Regions from separate parts of the Homo sapiens genome. Here region 2 is linked to region 1. A link is a loop called in an ENCODE intact Hi-C map of the cell type or tissue named here. Cell type or tissue: dorsolateral prefrontal cortex. All regions are shown on one strand. Each heading gives the region's core, and the rest is flanking DNA. Links, peaks and the distances in the headings are about the cores only.

Evidence for each region. Peaks named below come from ENCODE experiments on the same cell type or tissue, not always from the same donor. Only the 100,000 strongest peaks of a DNase experiment are listed, where the experiment ranks them.
Region 2: a loop joins it to region 1, with 2.3 times the contacts of the local background. A loop is called at or near these places in 4 of 110 quality-filtered maps.

What each region holds. Positions count from the first base shown.
Region 1 is chr14:95,358,146-95,369,010 of GRCh38, forward strand. It overlaps LOC107984710 (a long non-coding RNA gene), which reads left to right. Exons shown (of 3, transcript XR_001750863.1): 3 at 10,757-10,856. LOC105370638 (a long non-coding RNA gene) reads right to left here and starts at 4,135. Exons shown (of 2, transcript XR_944172.1): 1 at 3,928-4,135; 2 at 3,201-3,728. RefSeq lists enhancers at 1,844-2,464, 2,465-3,084. In dorsolateral prefrontal cortex, for the core only: CTCF peaks have their summits at 2,435 and 3,503 (motif pointing left); DNase peaks (open chromatin) are centred at 2,416, 3,516 and 5,586; H3K4me3 peaks cover 709 bases; H3K27ac peaks cover 4,546 bases; H3K27me3 peaks cover 3,633 bases.
Region 2 is chr14:95,109,300-95,117,299 of GRCh38, forward strand. DICER1 (dicer 1, ribonuclease III) reads right to left here. Exons shown (of 27, transcript NM_177438.3): 10 at 7,154-7,396; 11 at 6,368-6,522; 12 at 3,793-3,925; 13 at 2,873-2,948; 14 at 2,018-2,157. Among named protein-coding and RNA genes, the nearest start is that of MIR3173, 25 kb to the right of the region's middle. In dorsolateral prefrontal cortex, for the core only: a CTCF peak has its summit at 4,403 (motif pointing right); DNase peaks (open chromatin) are centred at 1,100 and 4,412; H3K27ac peaks cover 4,411 bases.

The sequences.
Region 1 (10,865 bases), core at 1-8,000:
GACCACTTTATATTTGTCAAGCAAGTCTGTAAGGCCAGCCCAGATTCCAGGGGAGGCAAATTAGACCCCACATCCTAATGAGAGAATGAGACAGTCCTACTACAGGTACAGCATGTGGGATGGGAGCTACTGTTGTGGCCATCTTTGGGAAACATGATTTCTCTCACCAGGTATTCCTTCTAGAACATTCCTTGGGCTACTCACATGCCCAAAATAGGTGGCAGATCTTTGGTGCTTGATCCTAAGTCTCTCCTATGTTAGATGTGACTAATTACTTTGGAAATACCAGTCCCCAGAGTCTTCTGGCATTGTCATGAAGCTTTGTCAACAGAATCAGACCAACCCTCAAAGCTTTAGATTCAAACTCTGTGTTTTCGTCTCAGTTCTAACGCTGAGTTGCTGTGTGAACTTGGTAAGTTGCTTCATCTCTCTGACCCTCAATTTCCTGCTCTGTAAAGGTGACTATTAAACATAGCAGTCCTGCTGAACTCCTGGGATTATGGTGAAAACAAAATGAAATTTTGCAAGTGAAGGAGATTTGTTAACTGTAAAGACCAGGGCACACATAGCAGATTATGGTGATGCCGGCTCCATTGAGGAAGGCACTTTCTATACATTACTCTCCCCAAATCCCTGTAAGGCAGGCAGGCAGCCTTGTAAGTGAGGAAATTAGCTCAAATTCCATTTCTTATTTAAGCCACTTGCTATAAAATTTGAGTCCAGATCTTCTGCAGGCCCCAATCCCTGAGTGGGCTTTTTTTCTTTTTCTCCTTTCCTTTTTTTTTTTTTTTTTTTTTTTTTTTTGGGACAGTCTCGCTCTGTCACCCATGCTGGAGTGCAGTAGCATGATCTTGGTTCACTGAAACCTCCACCTCCCAGGTTCAAGCGATACTTGTGCCTTAGCCTCCCAAGTAGCTGGGATTACAGTCATGCGCCACCATACCTGGCTAATTTTTTTTAGTAGAGACAGGGTTCTGCCATATTGGCCAGACTGGTCTTGAACTCCTGGCCTCGAGTGATCTGCCCACCTCGGTCTCCCAGAGTGCTGGGATGACAGGTGTAAGCCACCGCACCCGGCCCCTGAGTGGGCTTTTTAAGAGTTGCTTTTTCATTGTTAAAGAAACTAGAAGGACCTGGGTGTGGGTAAATCCCCACAGATTCTAGCTTAGAGTGGGTGCTTCATCCATAAGTGTTGGTTGAATGAAAGAATGATGGATGAATGAATGCATGATTAACGACCAACCTGGCATTTTGCTCAGGACACCTTCCGGACCTTTGAAAACTCAATTGAACCTCTCGTTATTCTTGTATTACTTGATTTCTTTCAGTTTAAAAACACGTAGTTCAGGTAGGGTAAATTCAGGTTTCTTTCAGATGTTGACTGCCCGGAAAAGTAGCAGACCTTACTTCTCTGATCCCGCAGCACCTGGCCACACTTTTATTTACTTATTTTAGAGAGAGTCTTGCTCTGTGGCCCAGGCTGGAGTGCAGTGGCACCGTCATGGCTCACTGCAGCCTTGACCTCCCAGACTCAAGCGATCCTCTCACCTCAGCCTCTGGAGTAGCTGGGACTATAGGCACGCACCACGACACCTGGCGAATTAGTTTTTTTTATTTTTTGTAGAGATGGAGTCTTGCTATGTTGCCTAGGCTGGTCTTGAACTCCTGGGCTCAAATGATCCTCCTGCCCCGGCCTCCTAAAGTGCTTGTATTACAGACCAGAGCCACGCTTCTATTAGGGTCCCCACCTCGCCCCCTCCCTGTCTTCATTCCTCCAGGGAACAGGCTGAGTCCCTACCTGAGCCAGGCACTGTGCTTGCCCTGAGAATGTGGAGTGGCAACCATTTATTGACTGTGCCATCCTGTTTCCGTATCTGTGACTCCACCAGGCAGACCTCACTGCTTACCCCACAAGGAGCCCTGGCGCCTTGAACTGTGCCTGGACCACAGGGCAGTGACCAGTGAGCGTTTATTAAATGAATAAACAAATGCACAAATGTTCCCAGTGAATGATTTTGGAAAACGCCCAAGTGTTGTTTCAGTTCAGTGAAAAGCGAACATTTGGCTTCAGCTGAGGTTCACTCCACCGTGGGTTGCTGGGTCATTTCAGTTCAGGGCTCTGTTGAGGAATGTGGGGTTTTGCCTGGGTTGGGTTGAGAGCAGCAATGGGTGCCTTTATCAGGGGCAGAGGGGCGCCCGGAAGCCTTTCTTTTGAAAGTCCCCGTGACCCCTAGCGCTGAGACAAATGCACCGTGTCGCTGCCCAGCGGCCGGCAATTCCCGCGCGCGCCCCCCAGCCCCCGTCCTCCCAGGCGCGACCTTGATGGAGCGACCCTTGGCCGCGGCGCCGGGACTCAGACAATGCACAATGCGCCGAGCCTGGGCCGCAGCTCCTCAGCGCGGCCACAAGCGCTCTATTGAGCCGGCTGGCGGCGGGCGCTGGAGGCGGCGAGTGGTGCGAGGAGAGGTGCTCTGAGGCCTCTTTGTTCAGGGGCTCACGTGGGGGCAGTTGCTCCGCCGCCCACACAAGTATGCAAAGCCTCCCTGACCCTGGCGGTGGAAAAAGCCTGCCGGCCACCCCCAACCAGAACCAGAATCGGGGTCTTATTCCATACCAGCAGCCCTGCCCGCCCATGCCTTGAAATCTCTATTTTCCGGTGGGGAAATTGAGGCCAGAGAGGCCAATGAGCTTGTGTGGACCTGGCCAACCTGAGAAGGCCTAGAAAGCCCCAAATTCACAAGAATGCATTAATAGGGGATGAAAGCCATAGTGAAAGAGATCATGGAAGAGGCCTCCTGTTGGTTTGGGCAAGCAAGGACGCGGTGTTTTTGATGGGCCCTCTACAGGGGGCGGGCCAGGTAATGGAAAGAATATGGGCCTTGGATCCCGGAAGTCCAGGCTCAAATCCTGGCTCTACTTGCGGTGTCTATGCAATCTTGGGCAGGCGTCTGACCGCTCTGTGCTTTTGTATAAAATATTACCTAGCTCACAAGATAATACACGCCCAGCCCTGGATCCCAGGGGACAGGCAGCCCTCTGGAACCACAGGATCTGACACTGTCGGGGACAGTGGAAGGGGCCCAAACTTCCCACCTGGAAAGACCTGAGACGCTTATGCTTTGATGTTTATGGACTGTGTGGCCTCTGAAGCTGCCTTTCTTATTTGTAAAGTGGGACTAATAATACCCCAGTCAGAGGGCTCCGGTGGAGTTTTAATGAGGTCACACAGTGAAAGCATCTGGCACATAGTAGGTGCTCAGTAAACAGCAGCTGTAGTGATTGCTGTGTCATCCCTGAGGATGCAGGATGTCACCCAGGCTCTGCCAGGTAGGCCAGCCTGGGGTGGCTTGCAGACAGGTAGGATCCTTGAGTCTCTTCAGGGCTGGAGACGGCCTTCCACTCCTGGGGGAGGACCTTGGGGAGGGGCACACCAGGAGCAGAAGGTGTTTGAGGTCGGCCAGTGTGGAGGCAACAGTGCCCCCTACTGGACAGTCTGCAGAGTCCGAGGGTCTCCGGCACCTTGGCCCGGTTGAGCTGCCGGGACCTGGCTGATCCTTCTGGAGGAGGAGCCTCTCAGAAATCTCCGGAGCTGGCCCCTCTCCCAGGTGAATCCTATTGTGTTGGCCGGAGGCACTACCCTCCCCACATCCTGCCAAGGACTGCCTTTCTTAGTTCAGCCGAGTTCATTCTTCTGTTTCTCTAACATCTTTCCATCTCTGGCGTCTTTCCTTTGGGAAACAAAAGTAGAGAGAGCTCCACCCAAATTAGCTGAGTTATTATCTGAAACTTGCCAACGGACTTTCTGACCCCAGGAGAGTAGATGGCGGCTCTGTGTCGCAAACAGAGCCACAGCCTCGACAGTCACCTGCCCTCCTGGAGGCACTGGGGCACTCGGAAGGGGGCGATGCATGTAAAAGTGCTTCTCACCTGAGAAGTCCTTCCGTCTCAGAAACGGGAAGGGTTCGTCTTTCTCCAGATTGCCAGCAACTTTCTTTCGGATTATATTCAATAAGTGTGCCATGGAGCAGATGTGAGCCTGGGTATCCGGCAGGCAGAGAAACCTGGAGAGAGACAAACGCCACACAGATAGAATTTCCATCACAATTGATGAACCTCTCTAGTCCTCTGGCGTTTCTGCAGAAGGCGAGGGCAGTAACGGGGCTGCTCATTGGCTTGCTCTGATCTGGGGATGGCCAGTTGAGACGAGTCTTGAATCTTTCCATGCTGTTTAATGAAACAAGCGAATGTGGCCCTTGCTCTGGGAGCTGGACTTTATCACCCAAGCAGGGTTAAGATTACTTCGATGGGCTTTTCTGACCTGAGGGGTGACCTGTGTGTGATCTCTGGTTTTCCAGGTGCAAGGGGCTGGTCCATGAGACGTCCACTTTTGGCTGCAGTTAGGTAGCAGTTTGCTAAGTTAGAAGGATAGAGAAATAGAAGAAAAGATACAGGGGTCTGAGAAGACCTCATGTCAAGCCTGTAGCATCTCCCACTGGGGCCCCGTTCGTGACAGCTGACTACCTGCCTTGCTAATTGCTCTTAGCACCCTTTGGCCAGCCTATCTGTGCACATATGCAGAGAAGGACTATGTGACTGAGCCGTGGGCAGTGCAGAGGGCTAAGAGACAGGCTGTGTGGGTTGAAGCCTGCTTTGCCCCTCTTCACCAACATCCACTAGGTCTACCTCTTCCCTGTCTTCTTGGTGACAGTTTGGATTCTAGTGACAATTAGCTGATGCCCTCAAGGAATTCACATCACAGCTCTGAGTTTGGGAAGGTAGGACTAGCTGAGCTCCAAGTCCCTCCAATCCTGGAACTGACTCTTTCCTCCTCTCTCCTCCCCAGAAAAGGGAGTGTGGGCTCCCCAGCCAGAGAGAGGACCCAGCTAGTCACTTGCCTGCCCTTTGACCTTTCTAGTCTCCCGTCCTCATCCAACCTTCCCTGTTGGATTCTGTGAGTGAAAGGAGACAATGTTTTGAGGTCCCAGCACCCCGGGGGGATGCTTAATCAGTGGCCATTCCCTTCCTCCCTCCTTCCCTCCTCCTATCCTCTCCCTCCCTCTTCTACCCTCTGGTCCATTATCTTGGCTTTCAGTTGGCCTCAAGTGACATAAACAATAAATGCCCCCTTTTTTTCCAACTGCTTTATTAGTCTTTAGTCAGGAGGTAAGAATAATAACTATAACTTACAAATTTATCTATAAAGGTAAGTCTTTCTCTAAGAAGGTAAAATAAACAAACAAACTAAATCCCACTAATAGTAGACTTTTCCCCAGGGACTAAAAACCACATTTGTTTTTTTCCATCAAAAGCAGTGCTTTCAAGTGGGGTGGGAGAGGGAGGGTTGTCCCCCATAAGACATTTTTGGTTGTCACTCCTGGAAGGAGATGAACATCACCCAGGGGGCAGAGGCTGGGGACGCTGTCAGACGTCCTGCAGTGCCCAGGACAGCCCCAGCACAGTGAAGGATTTTCTGGCCCCAAACACCAACGCTGCTGAGATTGACAAACCCTGGTCTCAACAATAGACACAGAGGCGTGAACATGCCGCTGCCAAACCACGTGTGTGTGGGGGGGTCCAGACAGACTCATTTCTAGAACAATCTGTGGGAGAAAAGTTGATAGCTGCTGAGCCTGGGAAATGGAAGTTCCGAGCAAGCAAAGCCCCCACATCCCTCCCTGAGCATTTCCGGACCCGTGGAGCAGCAGAAACAGCTCTGCTCAGTGGTCGAGGCCAGCCTGAGACAGTGCCTCTCAGCCCTCTTGCCGCTGGCAAGCCACTCAACAGTTCAGAGCCCAAAAAGTAGGACCAGGTCTATCAGTGTTTCCCTGACTAGAGAGATTTTAGAAGCCCAGAGTTGATTTTGATGATGCAGGGACTGTACCTTTAGGTAACACAGACCACATATGAAATGATTCTTCCCTTTTCAGTTTGCTTTCAAGCCTCTGTTAAGAAGAGAGTCTCTGGTGCTACTTTGTCTTGAACGCTTCTTTGACTTTTGTTTATCTCCCTTTTCATCAACAGCAGGCAGGCTCCAGGTTCACAGGCAATAGTGTGTTTATCTGGAATTTAATCAAGTGGACTTACTTCCATCGTATTCTTTGTTATGGCCACAGTTGCACTGCTGGCTTCCCATTTATGGTGGTGAAGTCAAGTTTCCTTTGACAATGAATTTAAGTAAGCAACCAAGTAGACTTGAGGACACATATTTAGTAAACTGCGTTATGGGTGGTATATGGAAGTGGCAAATTCATGAAGTGGGTTCGAGAATGCCTGGGGTGTGGGGGGAGGAGGGGGAGGCGTCACACTTGGTCATCCAACTCGAGTCTCAGTTTCCTCATATAGAAAGAATGACAATCTCTTCCCTGCCTGAGTAAATGGGTTTGAGCAAAATCAAGCAGCACGGGGCAGGTGAAAGCATTGGTCCCTTGTCCCCCTGACACCTGCAAGGTGCTGCTGTCCTTGTGATGACCTTCTCTGCAGGCCCTTGCTCTCTCTCTCTCTCTCTCTCTGGGTGGCCCAGCACTCTCAGCAGTTAGGGCTGTACTTGTGAGTGGCAAGGAAAGGGGCTAGCGTCATTCAACCCTCACTGCATGCCTCCATGCATGTTAGCTCATTTCATGCTCAGAGTACACCTGTGAAGAAAGTCTTATGCAGCCACACTTTTTAATGAGGAGCCTGGGGTTCGGGGAGAGGCAGTCCCAGGTCGAAGATCTACGTAACTGTTAAATAATAAAGTCCAGATTCAAGCCCAGCTCTGTCTGCCTTCAAAACCTGCACTTTTTCCACTAGATCACCCATAAAGGCAAGCTGCCCTTGACCCTGACCATCTGTAATCACTAAGCAAAAACACAGCAGAGGGTCAAGGCAAAGGTCACCAGCCAGGGGCCACAGGTCAGGTTGCCAGGCACTCCCTCTTTATCTCCGTACACTCACCTGTGGTGGAGTAGACACAGTGCAGGCTCAGTCCTGCAGACTCCTTTGATACTTCCTGGTAAGTTCAGCGCCATGTTGCCTGAGGCTCTTCACATGTTTTGGAGGAAATCTTGGCTTTGGAGCCCTGGGTTCAAACCCCAGCTTGGCCACTTGCTGGCTGAAGAGCTGCGTTAAATCTAGTTTACTCATCTGCGAAATAGGCATAATAATAGTAACATCCCTCTATGGGTGATGGGAGATTTACCAAAGACTATACGTAGTTGACATAACAATCATCAGCCCTCGATAAATAATGGCGTTTTGCTATAAATAAAATACAAGTGTCCATGTCTAATTCACAATTCACATAAAAGCCAGACCCGGGTCAGCTTACTTAAACAACAGTGTGGAAAGTTGTTGGCTGGAATTTTCTTCAGGGTAACTGAAGCTGAAATAAAGCAATGTGATTTGGGTTAACACCGTTTTATTGGTACTATTGCCTAAGAAATGAAAAGTGTGTGTTTGGTTATTTTGTTTGTTTTTTGACCCTACAAATTTCTAGAATTCCATTACACATGATGCAATTTGATTTCCAACATCTGCAAATCAGCATTCAGCTTTACTTCCTATTTCAGCCAGTGTGGGAGAGATTTTTTTGATTTCTTCTGAGCAAGAATCATCATAACTATTTTCCCCTCCCTTTTCTGCTGACAGGATGGTCAAAGAATAAGCTGTGTGTATTTTTCCCTACAAGTCACTCTGCTCCTTGATGCCTCAGTTTCTCTGTCTAGTGAAAAGGGCATGATGATTCGTCTGATTCCTATAGATTTCATGAGACTGAATGAGTGATCACTCTACTGAAGGCTGTCTTTTCATAAGAGGCATTGCATTCTGAATTTCATTCATTCAGCTGTTCATTCATATACTCATTCCACACACTTTCAAAAGCCTTGTCTGTGCCAGGCACTGTGTCATGTGCTGAAGCTCCAGAGATGCGTACAAAGTTGTTCCCACCTTTGTGTAGAGTAAGTCAGGAGGGCCAGACACAAAGGAACATACAATTGTACCAGTGTGAAAAAATACTGGGGAAGAGAGCTAATTCTGGAGATTAGCCCACTCACTGATCAGGGAGAAGACATCTGAGACAGACCTTCAAATTCAAGTGTGATGTGGGAATAAGGAGAGAATTGGGAGGGGGCCAGGTGCAGTGGCTCATGCCTGTAGTCCCAGCACTTTTGGAGGCTGAGGCAGGAGGATCACTTGAGCCTAGGAGTTCAAGACCAGCCTGGGCAACACAGAGAGACCCTGTATTTAAAAAAAAATATATATATATACATATATATATATATATACACATATATATATATATATATATATGTATATATATATACACAAAAATTAGCCAGATGTGGTGGCACGCAACTGTAGTCCCAGCTATTCCGGATGCTGAGGTGGGAGGATTGACTGAGCCTGGGAGGGTGAGGGGTGAGGAAGGAGGAGAAGAAGAAGAAGAGGAGGAGGAGGAGGAAGATTGGGAGATGAGGGAGGGCTGAAAGTTGAGTTTAGGTAAGAGTTTTTCAAACTGCAGATGGGAATCTTCCTGAGATCTATAGTAAGATCATACTGAAATGGCAACTATTTTAACTGAAATGGACTGGACTGGAATGGAATAGATTGGAATGTGTCTAGAGTTAAAGGGAAAAATAATTGTCTTATGATTGTTTTAAAGGTGTGTGTGTGTCTGTGTGTGTATGCTGGTTCTTGATATAAAATGTTCTTACTCTTATAGAGTAAAATTAAAAAGAAATTTTTAAAGGAAATTCTATGATCCAGATAAGAATCCAGAGGATCTCCATCAGTGGTGTGTAGTTAAATTTTTTAACAGTTGGCTAAGAAAAAAAAAGTAGGCATTCATATGTGTACATGTTTATTGTGCATTTTACTGATATGAAGGATTGTAGCACACAACTTACAAATAAGAAAATATATAATATTCTTTATTGCAAATTCCACAGAGCCAGTTGATTCTCATAGAATGCTTTTGAGAACTTTTGCTAAATTCTTATCTGTAGCTGACTTATGGTTGCATCTCAGTCATGATTTGAGAAGATTAAACTACAAGTAAATGTTTGAATACTGTCCAAGTCAGCAAAGAAGTGACTCACATCATTGATGAATGAGTATAGTTTCAACATGTATGTTGGTTGGTATTTTCATTTACTCTAATGAGTGAGAGAAGACTAAAACAACAAAGATTTACGTCAGAACTTCACTCACTCATCAGGCTGGACATGGTGCTCACACCTGTAATCCCAGCACTTTGGGAGGCCAAGGTGGGCGGAACACCTGAGGTTAGGATTTCAAGACCAGCCTGGTCAACATGGAAAAGCCCGTCTCCACTAAAAATACAAAAATTAGCTGTGAGGTGGGCACCTGTAATCCCAGCTACTCAGGAGGCTGAGGCAGGAAAATCACTTGAACCCGGGAGGTAGAGGTTGTGGTGAGCTGAGATCAAGCCACTGCACTCCAGGACAGAGTGAGACTCTGTCTCAAAAAAAAAAAAGAACTTCACTTATTCATCAATATTATGTCACTTCTTTACTAAGTTGGATAATAGTTTTCAAATTCTAAGAGTATTTTCTTAATTTTTTTAGTGCTTTTCACAATATAATGGCTACAGGTATAACATACTTTAAATATAATCTCTTGAGGAAAAATTGTGGAAGATTTTGAGGTGGATAAAAGATTACTGGATATTCTTTTAGTAAATCTCTGGGGCCTCCAGGGATTATCTCATGCTATAGAGGTATGTGCCTTTGTCTGTCTTTTTATTTTACAACCTTGCAGAGATGTTAACTTATAAAAAATTGATAGTGGGCAAATCTTTTATGTCCATGGCTAAGCAAATGATACCTGTCCAAGGTTATGCAAATGAATTTTACCAGGTAGAAAATGTAAATCTGTGCAAGGCAAATCCTCGTTTAACCCAGTTGTAACTTCTTACTGGTCCCTCATTAATTAATGGGTTAGGTAAAATAATTGACTTGTATTCATATTATACCTGCTTGAGAGTCATAATTTTAACCTTTTGTGAAAACTCTCCTCTCACAATCTTGATCATTAACACTTTCTTCATCACCTTCTTAAGTCTAGACAATCAATAAAACAATAAATCCAAGTCTCATGTGTAGCACTTGCCTATTTCCATGGTGTATATACTTCCACAGCAACAAATTTCAAGCTACTAATGTGTGCGATATTATCGAACATGGAGTTGGAAAGAGCTGCACAGTAGCATGCCATTATATAATATTACCAACCCGAGGCAGGTGGATGACTTGAGCCCGGGAGTTCGAGACAGGCCTAGGCAACATGCCGAAACCCTGTCTCTGCAAAAAATACAAAAATTAGCCGTGTGTGGTGGTGCACGCTTATAGTCCCAGCTACTCGGGAGGCTGAGGTAGGAGGACCACCTGAGCCTGGGAAGTGGAGGGTGCAGTGAGCCTTGATTGTGTCACCGCACTCCAGCCTGGGCTACAGAGCAAGATCCTGTCTCAAAAAAAAAAAAAAAAAAAAATATCATCACACAGATGCAATAAACATCCATATCCTCGAGAGCATAGGTAACAGTAAAATCTCATGACATAATCAGGAAGGGATACGTTTTAAGTATTTATTGCCACATTTTAATATAATTTATTTAAGTATATAAATTTAATATTTATTGTGCTTAGCAATTTCAAAATCTTGAAAATTTAACAATGGGTTCTTACAGGATCCCTGGATATCAAAAAACACACCCACAGAAAAAAATGTGGTTCTTCTTTTTCTCTTTTCTCTGCAGATGCTTGGGATTCCAATCAGTGGATTTAAATGAAGAAGCTGAGGCTGGGTGCGGTGGCTCACGTCTGTGATCCCAGCACTTTGGGAGGCTGAGGCGGCAAATCACCTGA
Region 2 (8,000 bases), core at 1-8,000, 250 kb before region 1:
AAAGGTACAAAAATGCTGGTAAAAGAGACAGTTATATTTAATAGAGAATCAGAAAATAAAGAATGTATCTATTAATTAAACAGGATGCCAGGCAGTACTATGCTTTTCTTTTTTTGTAGAGACAAGGTCTCACTATGTTGACCAGGCTGGTCTCGGATTCCTGGCCTCAAGTGATCCTCCTGCCTCAGCCTCCTAAAATGCTGGGATCACAGGTGTGAACCACCACACCCAGCCAATACTATGCTTTTAGAAACACTTATCATTAACGACTTTATCACATGAAACTAGTCTCACGTGAAAATTTGGTATGAGGAAAACATGCATTTTGGGAAAATGGGTAACATTCATGATTTTTTAAAAACATGATTCTGAATCTTGAAAATGCTAAGCTGGGTGCAAAATTTTATAAAGTAAAAACTTGGTAAAACTGCATAAGCAAAACCAAAGAAACACATATTTAGGCTAACATACAGGCACAGCAGTCCCCGCTTATCTGCAGCCTCCATGGTTTCAGTAACCTGAGGTCAGTCACGGTCCAATAACAGGTGTGTACAGTACAGTATTTTGAGAGAGACCACATTCACATAACTTTTATTACAGTATATGGTTACAATTGTTCTATTTTGTTATTACTGTGCCTAATTTATATCTTAAACTATCATAAATATGTACAAACGTATTTTAAAAAGCATAATATATGCTGTAAGTCCTCACTTAATGTCTTCGGCAGGTTCTTAGAAACTGGCTAAGGGAAACAACCAATTGGTAGAAAGAAACCAATTTTCCCACAGGCTAATTGACATAAATCAGTTAAATTCCTCCAGCACATTTCTGATCACAAAAACATCACCAAATTTCTAAATTAAAAAAAAACACTTTTAATATTAAGCATTAAAATAAATGTGAGCTATAGATACACTTAAGAAAGATGAATAAAAACAAGGAAGATGATTATTCACCCACTTATTCCAGTTCAGGGCCAAGGGTGCCAGAGTCTATCCTGGCAGCTCAGGGCCCCATGCAGGAACCCATCCCGGACAGGACACCACTCTGTGGCAGGGCACACGCACATGCATCCCCATGCTCACTCACAGTGGGGCAGTGCAGACACGCCAGTTCACCTGATGTGCACAGTTTTGGGATGTAGTAGGAAACCGGAGTAAGCAGACATGAGGAGAATGTGCCAACCCCACATAGAGACAGTGGCCCTGGCTGGGAACGATTTTTTTTTTCCTTGTCAACGTTCTAATGAAACAACGTTGAGCTGCTGGAGGATCGGTACTATCTGCAGTTTCCACTGTGGGTCTTGGAACATACCCTCCAAGGGTAAGCGGGACTACTACACACAGCAAAATTCTGCTTTTGCTTGGGGTTCTTATGAGGTAAAAATATTAACAAATATTTTAAAAATAAATACTTCAGCCAAGTTTGTCTATTACTAGAAGTTAGATTTAGAGATGCTTTCATGTGTGAACTCTGCTAGGATGCCCACAGATTGAGCTGGAAACACTCCATGGAAATAACTTATTTCGATTCCCAATGGCCCACACTGGGAATCTGACATAACTCCTGACAGATATTTGTGCTTCTACCTTCCAGTGTACCTGTCATCTTGAGAGGGCATCTTTTCACTTGCTTATTTTATCACACAAATCCTCTTCTGTCTTAGCCCCAAATCATAAGTAAAACAAGAATCACACCACTAAACTGAATGAAACAAAGAATGTCTATTTAAATGAAATAATCTCATTCTGGATAGAATATGACAGATGGGTCCAAGAATCCTTTTGAGAAGAAAAACAAAAGCAACCTCTGAAGTGGAAGAGCACACATTCTACATTAGGAAGGAAAGAGGCTGATCTGAGAGAAGCTGTGAATCGGAGAAAGGAGCTGAGATCCAGAGTGGGCCAAACTGTAAGGGTGTGGGAAGCCAGCCAAGCAGAGGAACTGAGATTTGATGTAGCGGAAAACAAAGTCAGAAATGCTAGGTTTTTACTCTGTTCTAACCAATACTAACTGCTTTTGGGTAGCACTGCCTTCGTTTCGTGGAACCTGGTCTTCCTGGAACACTGGTCTCTTCTTCATCATGCAAATCAAGCTCCTCTTCATATTTAACAGTCTCTTTCCCAACTGGCATCAAATGGTCATCCAGTTCGCCTAACAAATTTAAAGAGAGAATTAACACAATCCAGATTTTGCCTGATTAATTAGTAAAGAATTTAGAACAGAACTATGTTAGAAGGACCTGGAAAAGTAATGGAAACTAAAGCACCTTTGCCTTTTACAATTTAAAAGTAATCAGATTCACACTTCAGGCAAAGTCTATTTTGGCATCCATATATTCCAATATGAGCTGGACTGCAAATTCTGTTCTAAGGTTCAGAAACAAAAACATCTAAACATGACATCACCACATATCAATGCTAAATAAAATGGCCATAGAAAATGGGTCCACTTATACAGGAGCAGGATTGAGAAAAAAAAAAAAAAGAAACTGAGTTCATTTTTTAAAAAAGGATTAATTTCTATACTAGTATAGACTAATTTGAGAGACTGACATATTAAAACACAAGTGTTCATGGTGCATGATTCAACAATTACGAAAAGACCTTTATGTACTTAAAAGGAGTCATTAAAGAGAGCAAATAAATGACAGTTGTTTGCAGTCAAGCTATGGAAAACAAAGAGCTCCCACAACAATGTAGGATCTTCAAGTTACTAACACTTATGTTTATATTCACCAAAGCACATTAAGATCAGCAAGTGAATAGCTCTACAAAATCCTTACAGATCTATAAAGTCCTCTATATGCTTTTTTTTTACAATGGTTGCAATTTATTTTCATTCGTATATGCTTTTCAAACATCCTTACCAATTTTGTGCAGTTTCTCACAGCAAATGAGAGCTACAACTCTTTCAGCCAATCGTACACAGCTCATTGGTGGACCCTGAAAATAACAAAAACCTTTCCATTATATATGCACATCGCTGTATTACCTCTAGCACATGAAACACCTATGAAACCACTGCCCCAACATTTTTAAAGTTCAATTTACCAAAACAAAATTCTTTATTTTGAAAAATTCCAGCAAGTTTTTAAAAATTCTAATCTCCATATTTGAAATATTCATCTTTAAAAGTCCTGCCTAGTAAAAACTAAGTCATAATTAAGATTTTACAATTTTGATGAATTTAAATTTCAGTAAGATTTTAAAGTATCTTATTTTTACTAATCAATAAATATGTAACAAAAAGAAAGATTTATCAAAACATAGCTATAACATTAACAGTATTGAGCAGCTTTTTATGTGCAATAGAAATTAGTCACCTTGGAACACTTGGAAATCAGTACTGAGACCAAGAACAGTATTTACAAAAAGCAGATTTTTGAGTCACCAACAAAATAACTAGGACAACGCAACGATCTATAATAAGTTTTATATTACTCTAAGTGTCTAAGCCACAGTTGAATGATTCTGTCAAAAATGTGCATGTTAGTAACACCTTAGAAGAAACTTCAGAGATCACCTAGTCCAGTTCTAAGTATCTGTAAATTAGACAGTCTATTACAAATATGAACATGTAGATGACTACAAAAGCAATCTATAAATCTACTTTTGAAAGTAAATTTGGTTTTTATTTTTATTTTTGGTCTGTCAACACAAGGCTCCTGCTCATGAAAGTAGATTTTAAAATCAAATTTACCTATAACTTGCAAGTCTTAGAAAAGCTGAAAAAATCCACTAATGACACATTTTAAAAGATAACAATCATTTCTTCTTCTAAACTTACAACAATGGAGGCTCGAAGAGGTGAGTTAATTGGCAGATAAAGAGTTGAATAAAATGTACCATCAGGCAACTCTCGGGTTCTGCATTTAGGAGCTAGATGAGTAAACGGATCACTTGGTAATCTAGCACAGTATCTGTGAAGAAAAAGAAATTCTGAGGCTGAATCTACAACTGAGAAAATATTGATATTTATAACCTCGAGTTTGATTTGTCATGTGCCTCTTCCCCTCTACTGAATTTGTATTTATATGTGGCATTTAAACTTTACTGCTTCAAACTTCGAATAAGACAGAATAGTGTTGTCTAACAGAACTTCTGCAAAGATGTTCTATATCTTCGATGCCCAACAGGGCAGTGGCTGGTGAGCACTTGAAATGTGAGAAGTACAACTACGAAACTCCATTTTTTATTTTATTTTAAATTGAATTTTGAATTTAAATAGTAACATGTGTCGAGTGTTACCATAATAGAGCACAAAGTATTGTTCAGAATCCAGTAAGAAAACATACTGCCAATGTTTTTTCCTTAATCATCTTACATTTCCCACCAACTACCAGCACACATATAAGGAAGGCATCAGCAGAGGGCGGGACAGCCCAGTGCTGACACAAAAAGGACAGTAGAACTAGCAACTCACTGAGCAACAGCACCAGGGAAGGTTGGAACAGGGCAGAAAGCTAGCCCAGAAAGGGATGCTGGGACAGGACCCACATCAGGAGGGTGCTGGAATGGGCAGCAGCCCTGTGAGGTTGCGACCTGTGCAGCAAGGGCACCTGACCACAGTTGCAGCCCTACAGAGCAGGGAGACTGGCTACATACAGGAAGACTGAACACTAATTATTTTGAGGACAATGGGAGCCAAATTTCTGATTATTAGAGAAAGGAGGTACAAAGACAGAAAGGAGGAAATCTAGAATGAAACCTCTAGTGTCACACTGAAAATAGAGATATCAACAGATAGACACTGAAACAAATACAGATGTAAACATGAACAAACAAACATTCTAGCTCTGTCCACTAAAACGCCTGGCAGCAGCAACACACCGGTAGCAATGAATAAACCTAGTATCCAGTTCTTGGTTTCTAACTACAACTTTTTCTCCACTAAATTCGAGGAAATTGCCAACATCAAGGCTGGGGCAGTCTAGAATGTCTTGCGCCATAAAACAAGGAAGTATTCAAGGAATAATAGTGAGATGTTAAAAAGACAAAGAAACCAGCTTTAAGGGGTTCCCACTGGCCAAATATGAAACAATTTTAACATCAAAACAAACAGTAAATGATAATGATAGATTATAACCCATTAAATAAAACAGGAGTCCATAAGTTCACACTGACATTAAAAAATGATAATATAAGAATGAATAAACGGAGAGAAGAAATGGATGGTAGAATGCCAACTAATAAATACAGAAATAATGGAGTTAGAAAATCATTTAGTAGCCATCATAGTAATAATCAATTTGGGCCAGAAATATCAAAGAATGCTTACACTAATGAGTCAAACTGGGAAAAGGAACAAATTTTATACCGTCTCAAAGTATCTCCCCATGAAATATCTACTAATTATAAAAGGGGTGAAAGGGAACTTTACAGTAGAGAAAACTGGCAGACTTCACTCAAGTGATCTAAGTTACCACCGGTAAGGGCACAAATCAACATGGTGTGCGACTTGGTAAGCTAGGATGAGGAGAGGACACCATCGTCTCAGTGATGTGCTGCCCAAAAATTTGTAACCTGGGTCTCATCATAAGAAAATAGCAGACAAACCCAGACTGACAGTAAGACTACAAAATGACAGCCTATCTATCTTCCAAAGTTTCAAGGTCATTAAAGTCAAGGAGAGACTAAAGAATGGTTCCAGATTGAAGGAGACTAGGAAGATGTGACAACAGGAGTTGAGGACAACTCCTGACTCTAAGGTAGATACTTTGGCTACAAAGAACATTCTCATGAAACTGAATGAGTCTCTCTTGGTGTCTGGGTGAAAGGCATATGCGGAATTCTAGTATTCTTACAACACTTTAAAGTTTGAAATTGTTTCAAAATAAAAGGTTACAAAGAAAATCTTATACTTGCTCTTTTGTCTCTGAATAGAAATTATCCTGGTATATAATCCAGGAATGCATTTGCTGTTCTTAGCTCTTAGAAATTTTATTATCAGCTCTGGACAAAGTAAATTACAATGTACCCAAAAACATAAATTAGTTTATCACAATCTTACTTTATTGCTAGGGGAAAATTCAACATTACCCAATGGTTATGGCACAAAACAAAAAATTTCAGGATTTAGAAAAAAATTGGTGAGAATTATAAAATTAAATTAAACCTAATTTAAAATGCCTTCATTATGTTAGCCTTGCCAAGGAATACTGAACTTTTATTGCTGCACGATACTGTTTTTGCCTTTTGATTTAAAAAAAAATGAAAAAAGAAGTAACTTTTCTTTATCGAAAATATGGCAAGTCTAAGTAAAGACTGGTAACCGCAAAATGTCAACAATACAAAATGTACAGGTTTAGACTTAAACTGTGCAACATTCCCAGGTTTTCCACACAAATGATATGATGCCATACCTATTGATGTGTCCAATGGCCGTGTTGATTGTGACTCGTGGACCACCATCGTCAGGCCTCAACACATATGGTGGGAAAACGTCATCATCATCCATGACAGGATCAATGTCAGTCTCACCAGTATCAACCGACTTGGAACACTTGTTTCTCAAGATCTGAACATTTAAAAAACAGAACTTATGATGAAAACACATCCTCTCTGCTGTATGCTGTCTGCCTCTGTACCTACAGAAAAAACTCTCCTGAAAATATCTCTCTCTCTCCTAAACATACTTCAGTACTCCAAAGTAACCTGCTGCAGACACCTTCTTCCAATGAATCCCTCCCAGTTCCAATCGTATGGAGACCCTTACCATATGGTACAAAGTCTATACTGTACCGTGCCTACACAGACACACACACACACACACACACACACACACACGACTGTTAGTCTTTCTGAATGTAACTACCATGTCATCATTTTCCAATCACTCAATAACTTAAGCAGTCAACAGTTACTGTCCATATTTGCAATGCAATTTCCCAGACGTTCATCCCAAATAACATATGTGATGATCATTTTCACTGTTATCTTATTGTGCCCTTTCAAACACTTTGTATAACACTGCCGGGTCTTTGTGATCATTCTCAACTTCCTTACAATGTACACAGAGTACACCTCTTTTGAGATTATTGCCTGTAGATAAAACTCATTATCTGTTCCTATGGATACAAAGAATAACAAAGAAGCCACATTAATTTTTTTTCCCAATCTGCCGGCACATGTTAATATGTTGATCTTACCTTTTCAATAGCTTTGTAGGTTTTAAGGTCTTCTTCAAAACTTTTTATTTTGTCTGTATCCGCTAACATTATATAATTAGAGATGGGTGCCCTTGCTCTTCCTTTAGATTGAACATAGGATCGATATTCTGTGGGCAAATCAAAACGAACCACCAAGTTGCATTTTGGTATATCAACACCCTCTTCTACAATACTTGTTGCAATAAGCAGGTTGGTCTCATGTGCTCGAAATTTCCTAAGTACCTGAAAAAAAAAATCCACCAAGAAAAGCACTTCTAAGAAAATTTCTAAAATGAACAAAAAAAATTAGTAAAAGTAAATGACAACTGTCATTTCTGACACACATGCTCTTGGGCATTCTAAATCCTTAAGGCCAGGCTAAAGAAGATGACAGTATCACAGAAAACTCAGCATGCATGGAAACATGGACAAAGAAACTGATTTAATGAGACTCTCCAATTCAGGATAAATTAAATGGTAACATAAGCTAGTGTTCAGACAGTTATATCTATCAGACTGGCTCCTGGACTCTCCAAATTTGGAAATTATCAAAAAGCTACAATGTAGAAAAGGCCTTCAACAGGAATTATTCTGCTAATTTTAAGTTAAATAATAAACTTTAAATAGGTTTTTGTGTACAAGCCAGACCATGGTATTAGTTTTTAGCATCTTTACAATGCTGTTTCCTGTATTAAGACCTTACAAGGCACAAAAATATTTAAGCTAAAATCTATAAAATATAGTGCTGTTTTTTTTTTTAAGAATTGAAACAAAATAGGCCTTTAAATGAAAAAAAGAAAACACTTTCTAGGAAAAGATTTCAGTTTGTTAATTCATAGTCATATGG